2 separate regions of the Homo sapiens genome follow, and region 2 is linked to region 1. Evidence: chromatin loops called from intact Hi-C (ENCODE). Cell type or tissue: psoas muscle. All regions are shown on one strand. Each heading gives the region's core, and the rest is flanking DNA. Links, peaks and the distances in the headings are about the cores only.

Region 1 (7,060 bases), core at 2,580-5,079:
CCTTGGGCCAGGATCATCTTACATCATCTCTCGGGTCTCCAAAATACCCTGTTTTAAGCCTCCCCTGAGCAGTTCCAGGCTTCTGGCATCCAGACTCCCCCTGCCCCTCACACACCACTGACATTTAGAGGGCATCTTGATGGATTCTTTTTTTTTCTTAGAGACAGGGTCTCATTCTGTCACCCAAGCTGGAGTACAGTGGCATGATCATGGCTCACTGTGGCCTTAACTGGTCCTCCAATGTCAACCTCCTGAATAGCTGGGACTACAGGTGCACGTCACCACACCCAGATAATTTAAAACATTTTTTGTAGAGATGGGGGTCTATGCTGTCCAGGCTGGTCTCAAACTCCTGGGCTCAAGCGATCCTCCTGCTTCAGCCTCCCCAAGTGCTGGGATTACGGGCATGAGCCACTGTGCCTGGCCTATGGAGAGATTCTTGATTCATGTTCATGTGTCTCACCTACCCAAAGAAAGTACATCTACAAATGAGGGGTGGGGATGATGGTGTCTGAAACACAGAGTTTGTCCCTTAGTACACAGGGCACAGTTTTGAGCACAAAACAGATGTGCCAAGATTCCCAGCCTTGGAGGGCTGCTGCCTCATACTCTCAAGCAGAGGGAGGTTCCTTGAATGCAGATAAAGAAACCAAGCTCTGGCACATGCAGACAGAGGGAGAAGGAGGTGGGGGATGAAGGAGTAGTTCAGGCACTGCGCTGGAGGCTCTACTTGGGTTATCTTATTAGTCCTTGTTATGGCCTCATAAATGGGCATGGCAGGTTGGTCATTTCATAGATTAAAAAACTTTAGAGGCTGACAAAGGTGAAGCCATTTGCCCAAGGGTACAGAGGCAGAGCAGGGATTTGAGATTCTTCTCTGAAACCATTATGCCCCAACACTCCCCACTCAACCTCCCGCTGCCAACTGGGCTGCACCCTCCTCTTCAGGGCCTCGGACCTGCCAAAGAAATTGGCCTCTTTGATATCCGTGGTGGTGTTGCAGTGGCCGCAGTAGCGGAACTGATAGTCGTAGCTTCGCTCCCGCAGCACCATTTCATCCTCTGAGATGGAGTCCTTGCGGCTCGTGCTGCGGAGGCGGACTGGGGCGCCGCCACCAGGTCCCTTCTTCTCCTCTGGGGGCAGAGATCCAGAAAAGGTAAGCGCCTTGTTCCTTTCTCTCCTTCCCTATTTTCCCCCACCTATGGCTCTGTTTTCAGTCCAAAGTCTGACAACATAGAGCTACCTGCCTCCACCCTTATCCTGGAAAACTGGGGAAAGGTTGTGAGGAAGATGCATCTTTGGATCTAGCCCCTGAGGATGTTCAAGAGGAGACCTTTGATGCCAGGAGGGCCCTGGTTCAGGTCCCTAAATGAGGGCCTGAAAGCCCCAAAGATGCAGAGACTCAAAGTCTGTTTCTGTGGAGGTAAGAGGCAGGGGAGGGTAGAGTGAGGCACTAGCAAAGAGAGAATGGATGACTTTTTTTTTTTTTTTTGAGATGGTCACGCAGGCTGGAGTGCAGTGGCGTGATCTCGGCTCACTGCAACCTCCACCTCCAAGGTTCAAGCGATTCTCCTGCCTCAGCCTCCTGAGTAACTGGGACTACCAGGCACGTGCCACCACGCCCAGCTAATTTTTGTATTTTTAGTAGAGACGGGGTTTCGCCACATTGGCCAGGCTGGTCTCAAACTCCTGACCTCAGGTGATCCACCTGCCTTGGCCTCCCAAAGTGCTGGGATTACAGGCATGAGCCACCGAGCCCAGCCTGGGTGACTTTTATAAACAGATTCATGGCACTTAGGGCAGTAAGGACCATGCCCTTACCCTCTGGAAGACAAGTTATTAGGGTCCCAAATGAGAGTCACTGATCAGTTAAGTGACAGGTAAAGTCACACAAGTTTTCTCAGTTCCTTAAAAGTGACTCACTCATACCTGCTTCAGGGCCTTGGAGCATGCTGGTTCATATGCCAGGAGCTCTGCATCTCCCACAGCTACATTTTGTTGTTGTTGTTGTTTGAGACAGGATTTTGCTCTGTCACCCAGGCTGGAGTGCAGTGGTGTGATCATGGCTCACTGTAGCCTTGACCTCCTGGGCTCAAGTGATCCTCCTGCCTCAGCTGCCCGAGGAGCTGGGACTACAGGTGTGTGCCACCACCCCTGGCTAATTTTTTTTAATTTTTCTTTTGTTGAGATGGGATCTTGCTATGTTGTCCTAGCTGATATTGAACTCCTGGGCTCAAGCTATTTTCCCACATCAGCCTCCCAAAGTGCTGGGATTATAAGCGTGAGCCACCGCGCTAGGCCACACAGCTATATTTTGTATCTAGTTAATGCTTCCTTTGGATCCTTTAGATCTTAGTTTAAATGTTTCTTCCTGAAGAACCCCAGAATGCCATCAAGCCCACCCCCTCCCAGCATGCACACCATTCAGGTCCCCATGGCACTTGTCATACTTTTTTGTTTCTCCTTTATCACTTGGTTCCTTCACTAGACTGTAAATGCCATAAACACAGAAATTCCACGTGACTTAGTCACAGCTCTATTCCCAGGACCCAGCACAGTGCCTGGCACATGGCAGGTGTCTGATAACTATTCATTAAACAAATTAATTTATCACGTGGTTGGTAAACTGCAAAGGAGAGAGGTGAAGATCCATGTCTGCCTCCTATGAGCTCACCGTTCACGTTTACAGACCACACTCCGATGGCCCAGTTCATTCTCCAGCACACTGAGGGGAGCTGGGCAGGGCTTCGTGCTCTTTGTGCAGGTAGGTAGAGAGGCTGTGCTTTCTTCAAGGCCACACAGTCAGGTGGTGGAGCTGCATTTGGAACCGAGGCCCCACATTCCAAGCCTGAGGCATTTCTACTGCTCTGCGCTATTGTCTCTGCTGCACTTGTACACTCGGAACAAACACAATGACCAGCTTCTGCCTCTCAGATGCCCAAGTGGAACCACCAGGGCCCTGTCTAAGCAGGTGTGAATGCCTAGCGGGAGCCTGACTGAGCTCAGCTTCCTCCTATCCTGGGCACCAGGCACTCCCCCAGGTGCTTTAAACATGCCATTTAAACATGCTGATCCTCAATAGAAACGCTCAGTGGGAGGTGCTGGCATGCCTCCTTTTCAGACCAGGAAACACTCTGAGAGAGACACCAAGTAACTGCCCCAAAGTTGCATGGTTTCTGAATCAACATCTGAACCCAGGCCTCTCCAATCCCAGAACCATGACCTCTCCAGAATGTCATGCAGCATCTCAAAGAGAAAGAGTAACAGCACCCCCTCCTCAGTGCCCACTCACCACCATCATTTTTAGAGAAGAGGGCAGCTGTGATGTCGCGGCCCAATGCATCACAAGCGCTGCTGTGGGCCTGCTCCGGAAATTTCCCTTTGAAGTCGTCCAGGCACTCCAGGGCTTCAGCCACATACTTGAGCTCAAAGAGGCAGCGGGCCAGGCGAAAGTGTGCCTTCAGGTGGCATGGGTTTAGGGAGATGGCCTTGAGGCAGTCCCTCAGGGCATCATAGTGGTCACCATCCCTGGGAAGGCAGGGAAGAGCGGCTTGGAGGTGGAGCCACGTGGCAAGCAAGGGGTCCCCATTCAGTCTCCTCTGCTTCCTGTGGCCACCCCAGCCCACCACTGACAGATCTCATGGCAAGGGGACTTGAGGACGAAGAGAATCCTGGCTCAGCCCAGGCCTCCCCCATCAGGAGACAGAGTATGGTTAAGGAGCAAGCCAGGAAACCCTGAGGTCTTGAGGGTGGCAAAAGCTGGTGTCAGGCTGCCCTCTGCTGGGCACAGAGTGCAACTGCACACTGGCTCACCCCAGGCACCCGCAGCTCTGCAGCAGAAGGCCTGGCATCTTGCCCACCACAGGCTCCCCAAGCCCTCCTTCTCTCTTCCCCCATCCACCTTCTCAAATCACCCCCGGCTGGCCTTCAAAGCCACATCCAAGGCAGGGGGCCCTCAAGGACAGTTCTGTGGTCTGGGGAAGCCAGAAGTGTCAGGCTGGGGACGCAGGGTCTGACCAGCAGGCAGCAAGCCCTCAGCCAGACCCCCCCCTGTCCTGGCTGACTGATCCACAGCAGCTGTGGCCTCTACCTCCTGGGGCTGGAGGATGGGGCCTGACAGTCTGGCAGAGTCAGCTCTCTGGAAGCTGATGGTAAGGGGGGTTGTGCACACCAGGAGCTCCAAATCGTCCCCACTCACTTCTCCAACCTCCTGAAGCATGGATGAAGGGAAGTGGGAGTGCTTTTGATGGGGAAGCGGGGAAAGAGGAAGTGAAAGGAGGTCAGAGAAGCCCCTCCTTTTCCCACCCTGTGCCAGAATATAGGAAGCATACTCCCCCAGCACCCACAGACCTGTCCTTGCCTCTTGTCTGGAGAGCCAGACAGGCCACAGGAACTGCTTCTTCAGAAGCCATTTTTTTTTTTCAGCTGGGCTGGAGTAGGCCTAGGACCCAACTGTGCCAAGCAGCAGTAAGAGGCACCCCTTAGAGTTAATGGCCCCTTCTCCAAGGGCACAGCTCACAACAATCCGGCATGGCTAAGGCAGGCCTGACATGGGAAGGTTCTTCCTGAGCCTCCTTCTGCAGCACTCAGAGGGAGCACCCAGTCCTCGGAACAGCCACGCTCAGACCAGGAACCAGCAGCTCAGCCCATGTGGGGGCAGGCAGGAAACAGAGCTGCTTCAATGGCGTGGCCTGCGTCAGGATGAGTGGCTCTGACGAAGGAGCAGGCACTGTTTGGAAACCCAATTACTGCCTGCAAGGTGCCCCTCTGAGCTCCTGGGGAGAGCCAGACCAGAGACCAGCCAGGAGCCAGAGGGTGACAGCTCCCACTGCATCCAGGAGCAGATGGCAGCCCTGGGGAGACTGGCCCAGGACAGAATGTGACATTCTAGGGGTCACTGGCAGGCATGTGGGGATGGGGGTAGAGAGCAGGCTGGCCCCAGGGCTCACCCTTCCTAGACTCACTGCCAGATCAATCTCCCTGAAAGGACAGCCCTCGGCACATCCCTCTCCTGCTCAGAACTCTCCAGTAGCTGCCCATCATGCACTGAATCGAGGCCAACGTCACCGCTCTGCATTCCAAGCTCTCCCTAGGCCGGCCCCAGGCTACCTCACAGACTCATCTCCTGCCAGTCCCTTTCCGAACCCTCTGCTCCAGCCAAATGGATTTGCTGTTCTGCAAACAAGCTCTTCAGTCAGTCCCCCACCCCCATGCCTTTGTTCACACCATTTCATCTCCCTGGAATGTCCTTCCCCCACAGGCCCCTCCTCTCCTTCATCTCCTGTCTAAGCCTGCCTACACTTAAAGCCCATTCAGACGCCATGTCTTTCTGATGCTTCCCTGCTCCCCAGCTAAAGCGACCCAACTTTTCTTGATGCCCACAGCCCTTTACCTGACCATTCACAAGACTCACTGCTTCCTATCTCTTTAATGCTGAACTATGTCCACCACTTTACCCACTGTCTGGAGAGGCTCCTCTGGAGCACAGGAACTCAGAGTGATAGAACTTTGTGTTCCTAGTACCTAGCACATAGTAGGAGCTCAGAGAACATGCTGAGGGCACATATGGATTAGGAAATCACCAACCTCTCTTAGCAAGAATGCAGGAGTGAAGCTGAGCTCTTAGCCTACAGCCTGGATGAGGACCACTGAGTTCTACCCAACTGTTTGTTGGACAGAGAGGTGAATCAACTCACGATTCATCCAAAACAGTCATCTCCTGGGTTTGGCTACCACCTGAGCCCTTGGCCAACTCCTGATGCCTTAGCTAAGGCCGGGGGACAGCATCTTCCCCACCCCCACCTAGCATTACCATCCTGCTGACTTGGGTGGGTTTCTTAAGTTTCCCTCTCTGGCCTGCCGAGTTGCAGCCAGACGATGGCACACCAGCTGGCCTGTCTGTCTGGGCAGAGCCGACGGATGCCAGACGGAGCAGAAATGGCTGTGGGCCCAGCTCTATCCATCTCTAGTCCTGGCCCTGGCTGGGGGATGGGGGGGCGGGGTCTGCATGTCTGCTTGCCTGCTGGTGCTGCAGGCAGTAGGGCTGGGGGCCCTGATGGTCTCCAAAGATGAGGAGTTCTTTCAGATATGGTCTACTTCTTTATTACCAGCCACCATACCCTAGCGTGACCCATAGCCAGCTTTGGATCTCTGGGATATGGTTTGTACTCAGTCCAAAGGGTCTAAGAACACAGAAAGCAAGCCTTAGAGGGGCAAGGGACTGCAGAATATTTTAGACACATACCAACTGAATTCACCAAACCCCTCATTTCCACTTAGCAAGATTCCACTGCTCTTCAAAGTCCAATTCTCCAACAGTTGGGACTAACAGTCCTCAACTCATACTTCCCCAGGGGCCACAGCACTTTATAATAATATGCCATGTAGAAACTAGTTTTGAACATGTTCCACGTAACTGTGAGCTTCCTTAGTGCTTGAGACTTCCTGATTAATGGGTCAGGTGCCTGCCCACCATTAGCCTGGAGGTGGGGAGGAGAGGCCAAGAAGCCCTAAGAGGCAGCAATATGTTCTTGCCACTTTCCCTGGATGCCTTGGCAACTTGGCTCCATCAGGCCCCTGCCTTTTGGTCCAGCTGCTTTCTCCCTCATCCTGACCCAGATCCCCTCTGCAGTGGCCACTCACCACTTGCGCTTCATGTAGGCTGCTGCTCGGTTTCCATAAAGCATGGCATTGTGAGGGGCCCTCTGCACAGCCTTGCTGTAAAGCTGAATGGCTTGGGTCCACTGCTGGCAGGCAAAAGCCTCATTGGCTTGCTGTTTCACACGCTCCAGGTATGGTGGTAGCTCTACTTGGGGGCTGCAGGGGAAATAGAGCCAAGTCAGAACAGTCAAAGAAGGTCAGAGCAGCCCCTCAGGGAGTCTGTAACATGGCCTGAGGGCCACCCAGATTTTCTTGGCCCCTGGGATCTGACTGCTATCTGGAAGAGGGGACCACTACCCTGGTCTGGGATATTACCTATTACTGTGATAGGGAATACCATTTGGAATTTCATTCCAAATACCATTCCAAATACTCTCAGCCAGTGAAAAGAAGGGCAGAA
Region 2 (7,060 bases), core at 2,867-5,366, 200 kb after region 1:
GGGGCCTGAGGCCCACAGAACCCAGGTCTGTGACTCTGAGCTGAGTGCTCTCTGCACTGTCTCAAGACAGGTGACGTGAGCATGTGCCGAATCGCATGCAGAGCCACGTGCAGTCCTCCAAACCTATGCAGCAGGCCGGGGCACACGTGGGGACCAGGCCCCAGGTGCATGGGTTCCACTCACATGTGCCCCACATGCCTCACCCCAGTGCCTCAGTCGCCTCCTCCCTGGATCTCTCACTTCCTCTCTGAGGGTTAGGTCCATGTCCCCAAGCCTGGCAGGACCTCACATTTATTTGGTGCACTTTTGAAATCCCCTTTATTCCTGAGCCTCATCCTCCAGGGATTCTGGTTCTGTGGGTGGAGGTTGGGCCCAGCCCTCTGCATTTTTTATGCTTTATTATGGAAAATTTCAAGTACTTAGAAAAGTAGAGAGAATAGGATCATGACCCCCCACACACCCATCACATTTAACAAGTATTGACCTGTGACCCATCTTGTTTGATCTTTTCTCCCTCTTCCTGCCCCCAGCCCTCCAGCCACTGGAGGCCTCCATGATGTCTCTAAAGCACATCCAGGTTGGGGAAGTCCTTTAAGGATCCACCCAGCTCTTGGATTGAGGAGTTCAGAGCACTCTGGGCTGAGGGACCCAGGAATTGAGTGAGCGGGGTGGGCTTCGTAATGGAGACTTCCTGGATGCACAGAGAAATCACTGATGCAGAATCCAGGAGGGACTGGGGACAGCCCGACCTGACCCTCATCACCCCCTGCCTTCCCCTGCAGGGGTGCTGGGCCTGACCTGGTTCATCAACAAGTTCCGTATCGTGAAGCTGACCCCCAAGGACCAGTTCATCATCGCCTATGGGGGCCTGCGAGGGGCCATCGCCTTCTCTCTGGGCTACCTCCTGGACAAGAAGCACTTCCCCATGTGTGACCTGTTCCTCACTGCCATCATCACTGTCATCTTCTTCACCGTCTTTGTGCAGGTGCTGGGCCAGGGCAGGGCAGGCCCTTGCCTTGGGGACCCTCACAGGCTGTTCCCGTGGAAAGAGAGGAAAGCGTGTGATTTGAAATGCGATTCTAGTCCCAGCTCCACCACTAACTTGCTGTGTGACCTTGGGCGAGCCACTCCCCCTTTCTGGGCCTCAGTTTCTTCAATCGTAAAGTGAGAATTGTGATGAGTCATTGCAGAGTGACTGATCAGAATGTAAAGGAACCAGAATGCTGCCCAACTTAATTTGGAACTCATAGAGCATTAAGAGAAGTGGGTACTGGCCGGGCACGGTGACTCAACGCCTGTAATCCCAGCACTTTGGGAGGCTGAGGGGGTGGATCACCTGAGGTCAGGAGTTTGAGACCAGCCTGACTAACATGGTGAAACCCCGTCTCTACTAAAAATACAAAATTAGTGGGCATGGTGATGCATACCTGTAATTCCAGCTACTTGGGAGGCTGAGGCAGGAGAATCACTTGAACCCAGGAGGTGGAGGTTGCAGTGAGCTGAGATTGCGCCATTGCACTCCAGCCTGGGTAACAAGAGTGAAATTCCATCTCAAAAAAAAAGAAAAAGAGAGAGAAGTGGGTACAGTCAACAGGCCCAAGATCTCTCTTTGCTACTAACTCATTGTAGGGCTTTAGGCAAGAGATTTCATATCTTAGGGTCTCAGTTTCTGCATCTGTAAAATGGGAATAATATCACAGCATGGGGAACTGGAAAGGGCTATGAGCCAGGCAGCAGGAGGCCTGGAGTCAGCCCTAGCTCTGTGTTGGTGTCCCTCTGACCCTAAGAAAGACCCCCACTCTTCTCTGGGTCTCAGTTCCCATCTGTAAAGTGAGGGAACCAGGCGAGATGATTCCCAAGAATCCTTCCAGCCTGCTGCTCAGTGATTTCTGTACATTTAAACGGCTCAGGCTTAGCTGACAGCCACTCTCCTGCCTAAGGTCCCCAAGGAAGCCCAGCCTGTGATGGTGCAAATTGCTCTGCCTTACCTGACTTTGCCTGACCTTGGGCAAATAAGAAACACTCTGTCTGAGCCTCCATTTCTTTACCATCCTTTCTGTCTTTTCTGGGCACTGATACTCAAAAAGCCCTAGATGGGATACATCTTTGCATTCTCTTGAGAAAAAAAAATAGGGGAAACCTGGGGCTGGGCTTATTTTCTGTCCTTTAAAGGGAGAGGGGACCCTGGTGCAGTGGCTCACGCCTATGATCCCAGGACTTTGGGAGGCCGAGGCAGGAGGATCCCTTGAGCCCAGTAGTTCAAGAGCAGCCTAGGCAACATGGCAACCTTGTCTCTACAAAAAATAAAAAAAAAATTAGTGGGTATGGTGGTACACACCTGTAAGTCCCAGGTACTTGAGAAGCTGAGGTGGGAGGATAGCTTGAGCCCAGGAGATTGAGGCAGCTGTGAGCTGTGATTGAGCCTGTGTGACTCCTCCAGCCTGTGTGACAGAGTGAGACTCTCTCTCGAGTTAAGAAAAAGGAGAGAGGCTGGGCGCGGTGGCTCATGCCTGTAATCCCAGCACTTTGGGAGGCCGAGGCAGGCGGATCGCCTGAGGTCAGGAGTTCCAGACCAGCCTGGCCAACATGGTGAAACCCTGTTTCTACTAAAAATACAAAAATTAGCTGGGCGTGGTGGCAGCCGCCTGTAATCCCAGCTACTTGGGAGGCTGAGGCAGGAGAATCACTTGAACCCGGGAGGTGGAGGTTGCAGTGAGCTGAAATCGCACCACTGCACTCCAGCCTGGGTGACAGAGCAAGACTCCATCTCAAAAAAAAAAAAAAAAAAAAAAAGAGGAGGAGGCTGCCACTTTTGTCCTCTTGCCCTGCTTCCATCTTCAAAAAATTTTTTTTACCTTGATTTTGCAGTTGTATGTGCTAATGATTTTCCAAGCCCATTTTCATTGAAGGCAACATTGGGGAGGGGGCCTCCCTCCAGAGCCAGCCTGCCTGGGTTTAAATCATGGCTTTACTGCTTCTCTGGGATCTTAGAAAGCTGCTTATCCTCTCTGAGCCTCAGTTTCTGCATCTGTTAAATAGAGACAATGGAAGGACCTCCCTCTTAGTGTTGCGGATATTGGAGAGCTGATTGATGCTAGAACACTTCCAAGCACGTGTGTTGGTCACATGGCAGGTGTGCAGTTCCATCTGCTGCTGCTGTTATTACTCGGTCCTCCTCACAGTCCTGGTGGGGAGGCAGTGCAGAGGTAGTTTTCCCTGTGTGTGGGGCCTGACTTCCATGGGGTTGCAGAGCAAGTCTGTGGTGCAGTCCACATCTGAACCCAGGCTGTCTGCTGCCTGGCCCAGGCCAGATGACCAGTGTGGGGGTCATTTGGCAGTGAAACCTCTGACCGTGTCTCCAGGAAGAAGCAGGCCTTAAGGACCTGTCTTTAGATAAGTGCTGGGAGGTGGGAGAGTTCTCACACCCTTGGGTCCTGGGAGAGAGCAGAGCAGAGAGGGCATCCTAGCCTTGGGGGCCTGGGGTGAGGGAGGGAGGCTCTGTGGCCTCCCTGCCTGGGTAGCAGAACTGGAGTGCCTGACACCTGCCTGCCCCCCAGGGCATGACCATTCGGCCCCTGGTAGACCTGTTGGCTGTGAAGAAAAAGCAAGAGACGAAGCGCTCCATCAACGAAGAGATCCACACACAGGTACTGGAGTGCGGGCTGGGCCCTTGGTTGCAGAAGGAGGAACAGGGAGATAGGGAGCAGCTGGGCCTCAAGTCTCTGCCCCCCATCAGCCCCTTCTCCCTGTGCCAGTGCCCAGGGGCTCCCTCTGCCCCAGGAGGCCGCCAGGGTCTAGCCATAGGAAGGTGTGGTGTGAGCAGCTGGGAGCCTGAGGAGGGGGCATCATGCCATCTCTGCCTCCATTTGAAACCTATCCCAGGCATAGGTCCCAGGTGGGATTAGAGAAGGGGGCTCAGCCGGACACAGGCAAGGCTTCGAGATACCCAGAGTCAGGGCCGCTGGGTTCGATGAGTGGAGTGTGGGCGCCACCTCCTGGCTGCTCATGGAACCACAGGGCTGGACCCAGCAGGGCTGCAGCTACGGGAGGGAGTGGGGCTAGTCAGAGGTCTTGGTAGGGAAGGCGCCCCACAGCGAGGCTTGACTTGGCCCTGGGCCCCTTTCAGTTCCTGGACCACCTTCTGACAGGCATCGAAGACATCTGTGGCCACTACGGTCACCACCACTGGAAGGACAAGTAGGTGGCAGGCCTGGTGGGCAGGCAGGGAGGGGCAGGCAAGGGTCTCCTGGGCCTGGGCATCTCCCCACTCCTGGAAGCTGGCGCCATCCGTCTCCCTCCTCCTCCCACCAGGCTCAACCGGTTTAATAAGAAATATGTGAAGAAGTGTCTGATAGCTGGCGAGCGCTCCAAGGAGCCCCAGCTCATTGCCTTCTACCACAAGATGGAGATGAAGCAGGCCATCGAGCTGGTGGAGAGCGGGGGCATGGGCAAGATCCCCTCTGCCGTCTCCACCGTCTCCATGCAGTGAGTGCTGGGGCAACCAGGCAGCTTCTGCTCCCACACACCGGCCCCTCAAGCCCGGTTGGAGGTGGCCACCTGGGGGGCGGGGTCTTCTGTTGTCCTGTTGGGGCGGACAAGAGAGCTGTGGGCTCGCACCAAGGACCTGAGGCTTTGGCGCCCACCTGGGTCATCCCTAGGGTGACTTCCTTCTGGCCAAACCTGGGAGGCACCAGGATCCCAAGAATCTTGGGGACCTAACCGATGCCCTATTGCCCCAGGAACATCCACCCCAAGTCCCTGCCTTCCGAGCGCATCCTGCCAGCACTGTCCAAGGACAAGGAGGAGGAGATCCGCAAAATCCTGAGGAACAACTTGCAGAAGACCAGGCAGCGGGTGAGGGCCTGCTCCCCAGCCCGACCCCCAGGGTACAGGAGCCCTTCAGCCCCTCTCTACGGCAGCCCTGCCCTGCCCGTGCCCCTCGGCACCCACCCCAGGACTGGCCCGGCCTCCAGCACTGCCCCCACCCCTCCATGAGCAGAGCCTTCCGGGGCCCGCACTGCCCTGACGCTGTCCCTCCCACAGCTGCGGTCCTACAACAGACACACGCTGGTGGCAGACCCCTACGAGGAAGCCTGGAACCAGATGCTGCTCCGGAGGCAGAAGGCCCGGCAGCTGGAGCAGAAGGTAGCCTCTGCCTTCCTCTGGGAATCTGTATCCCACCCCACTCGCCCAAGCTCCGCCACAGCCTCTAAGGAAATGTACCCATTCTAGGAACAGGGTTTGGCTTTCGAGGGGCTTTTAGCAGTGTAAGGGCATGGAGAGCCATGAGTTCTAAGCAAGGGATTGGCGTGGGGTTGTGGGGCATGGCCTGGGTTAGGGCAGTGGCAGGGGACAGAGGAATGGGTGGATTTAAGGCTGAGCAGTGTAGGTGTATTCAGGGAGGCTGTGACAGGAGCCTGGGATGAGCCCTTAGGAGCTCCTGAGGGGCCAGTACGGGTGCCCACACAGGCACAAGGGAGGGGGAGCAAGCGCCCTGCATATACGAAAGGTGGGGTGTGCACTGGCCGGGTTCTGTCCTGAGGGGCTCCCTCTGCCCAGCTGCCTGTGCTCACCCCGTCTGTCCTCTCTGTCAGATCAACAACTACCTGACGGTGCCAGCCCACAAGCTGGACTCACCCACCATGTCTCGGGCCCGCATCGGCTCAGGTAAGGGCCTGGCGAGGGGCCTCAGGACTGGGCACTCTGAGCTGCCACCTCCTGAGGATGGGGCTCCACAGGAACAGTCCTCAGCCACTGGGAGGACAGGCCTGGCCCTCGCTGACCTCAGGATCCCCTCCCAAGCCATGAGCTGCTTCTACGTCAGGGGCCATCCCTAGGGAGAGAGACGTTCCGGGCGAGGACTGTGTGGGGAGCTGGGAGAGCCACGGTGCCTGGCAGGAAGGCAGGGTATCTGCCCCATCGAGACCCCCAACACGTGTGGGGAACGTGAGGGCAGGGCCCCAGGGCAGACTGACTCAGGGAGGAGCCCCAGGCCTTGGCCTGTGGAGGGACACCTCTGGGAGCCCCTGTCAAAGGAGAGGGCCACAGTCTGAGGAAGAGAAGCTGTGGGGTGGAAGGTCGCAGAGGCCTGCTTCTGAGGCCTGTTGGGACCGGGACGGCTGTGCTCATGAGAAGGCCTGAAGGAGGCACTGACGCGGCCGAGTGGCACGTGCTGGGCCGGGCTCCAGAGCGGAACCCAGCTTGTGCCTTGCTCTTGGTCCCCAGACCCACTGGCCTATGAGCCGAAGGAGGACCTGCCTGTCATCACCATCGACCCGGCTTCCCCGCAGTCACCCGAGTCTGTGGACCTGGTGAATGAAGAGCTGAAGGGCAAAGTCTTAGGGTTGAGCCGGGATCCTGCAAAGGTGGCTGAGGAGGACGAGGACGACGATGGGGGCATCATGATGCGGAGCAAGGAGACTTCGTCCCCAGGAACCGACGATGTCTTCACCCCCGCGCCCAGTGACAGCCCCAGCTCCCAGAGGATACAGCGCTGCCTCAGTGACCCAGGCCCACACCCTGAGCCTGGGGAGGGAGAACCGTTCTTCCCCAAGGGGCAGTAACACCAGGGCCAGCAGGCAGCGCCTGTCCCCTCACAGACTCTTCCACCAGAGCAGGGGCTGCTGGGGGCTCCCCTTGCCCTTCCTGACCCGGATTGGCCCTGCCCCTCCCCCTACCGCATGGCAGCTGGGCCCACAGCCCCCACCCCAGCACAGCTCCTCCCCTGCCGCCTCCCGGGAAGCATCCTCCCCACCAGAGCTGCCTCCCCAATCCATTTGGCAGAACTGCTGGGGCTGGTGAGGCCGGCCCTGCCCCTCCCTAGATCCAGGCTTCTCCCGGACCTGGACTAGGGCCTCGGAGGCTCCTCCCTCTGCCTCATCCTCCTCCTCATTCAGACCAATCTTAGTTTCTAACCAAAGAGTCTCTGGCTCAGCTGTGGTCCCACCCAGGAAGGGAGGGAGCTGAGGCCTCCCTTGAGTAGGCCCTGCTTTATCAGGGGACAAACCAGGGGTACCAGGCACATGGCTGGGGGAGGGACTGCTGACCCACCAAGGTCTCA

What was found. Peaks named below come from ENCODE experiments on the same cell type or tissue, not always from the same donor. Only the 100,000 strongest peaks of a DNase experiment are listed, where the experiment ranks them.
Region 2: it touches region 1 in a loop (3-fold over the local background); 108 of 110 quality-filtered maps call a loop at or near these places.

What each region holds. Positions count from the first base shown.
Region 1 is chr1:27,297,694-27,304,753 of GRCh38, reverse strand. WDTC1 (WD and tetratricopeptide repeats 1) reads right to left here. Exons shown (of 16, transcript NM_001276252.2): 12 at 6,643-6,816; 13 at 3,293-3,528; 14 at 959-1,133. Among named protein-coding and RNA genes, the nearest start is that of TMEM222, 21 kb to the left of the region's middle. RefSeq lists enhancers at 2,865-3,378, 3,379-3,891, 4,037-4,096, 4,919-5,432. In psoas muscle, for the core only: a CTCF peak has its summit at 3,778 (motif pointing left); DNase peaks (open chromatin) are centred at 3,803 and 4,753; H3K27ac peaks cover 722 bases.
Region 2 is chr1:27,099,810-27,106,869 of GRCh38, reverse strand. It overlaps SLC9A1 (solute carrier family 9 member A1), which reads left to right. Exons shown (of 12, transcript NM_003047.5): 5 at 783-985; 6 at 3,558-3,647; 7 at 4,127-4,197; 8 at 4,312-4,485; 9 at 4,740-4,854; 10 at 5,044-5,145; 11 at 5,595-5,667; 12 at 6,226-7,060. The coding sequence ends at 6,563. Among named protein-coding and RNA genes, the nearest start is that of SLC9A1, 52 kb to the left of the region's middle. RefSeq lists enhancers at 594-1,793, 3,330-4,188, 4,189-5,047. In psoas muscle, for the core only: a CTCF peak has its summit at 3,997 (motif pointing left); DNase peaks (open chromatin) are centred at 3,989 and 4,538.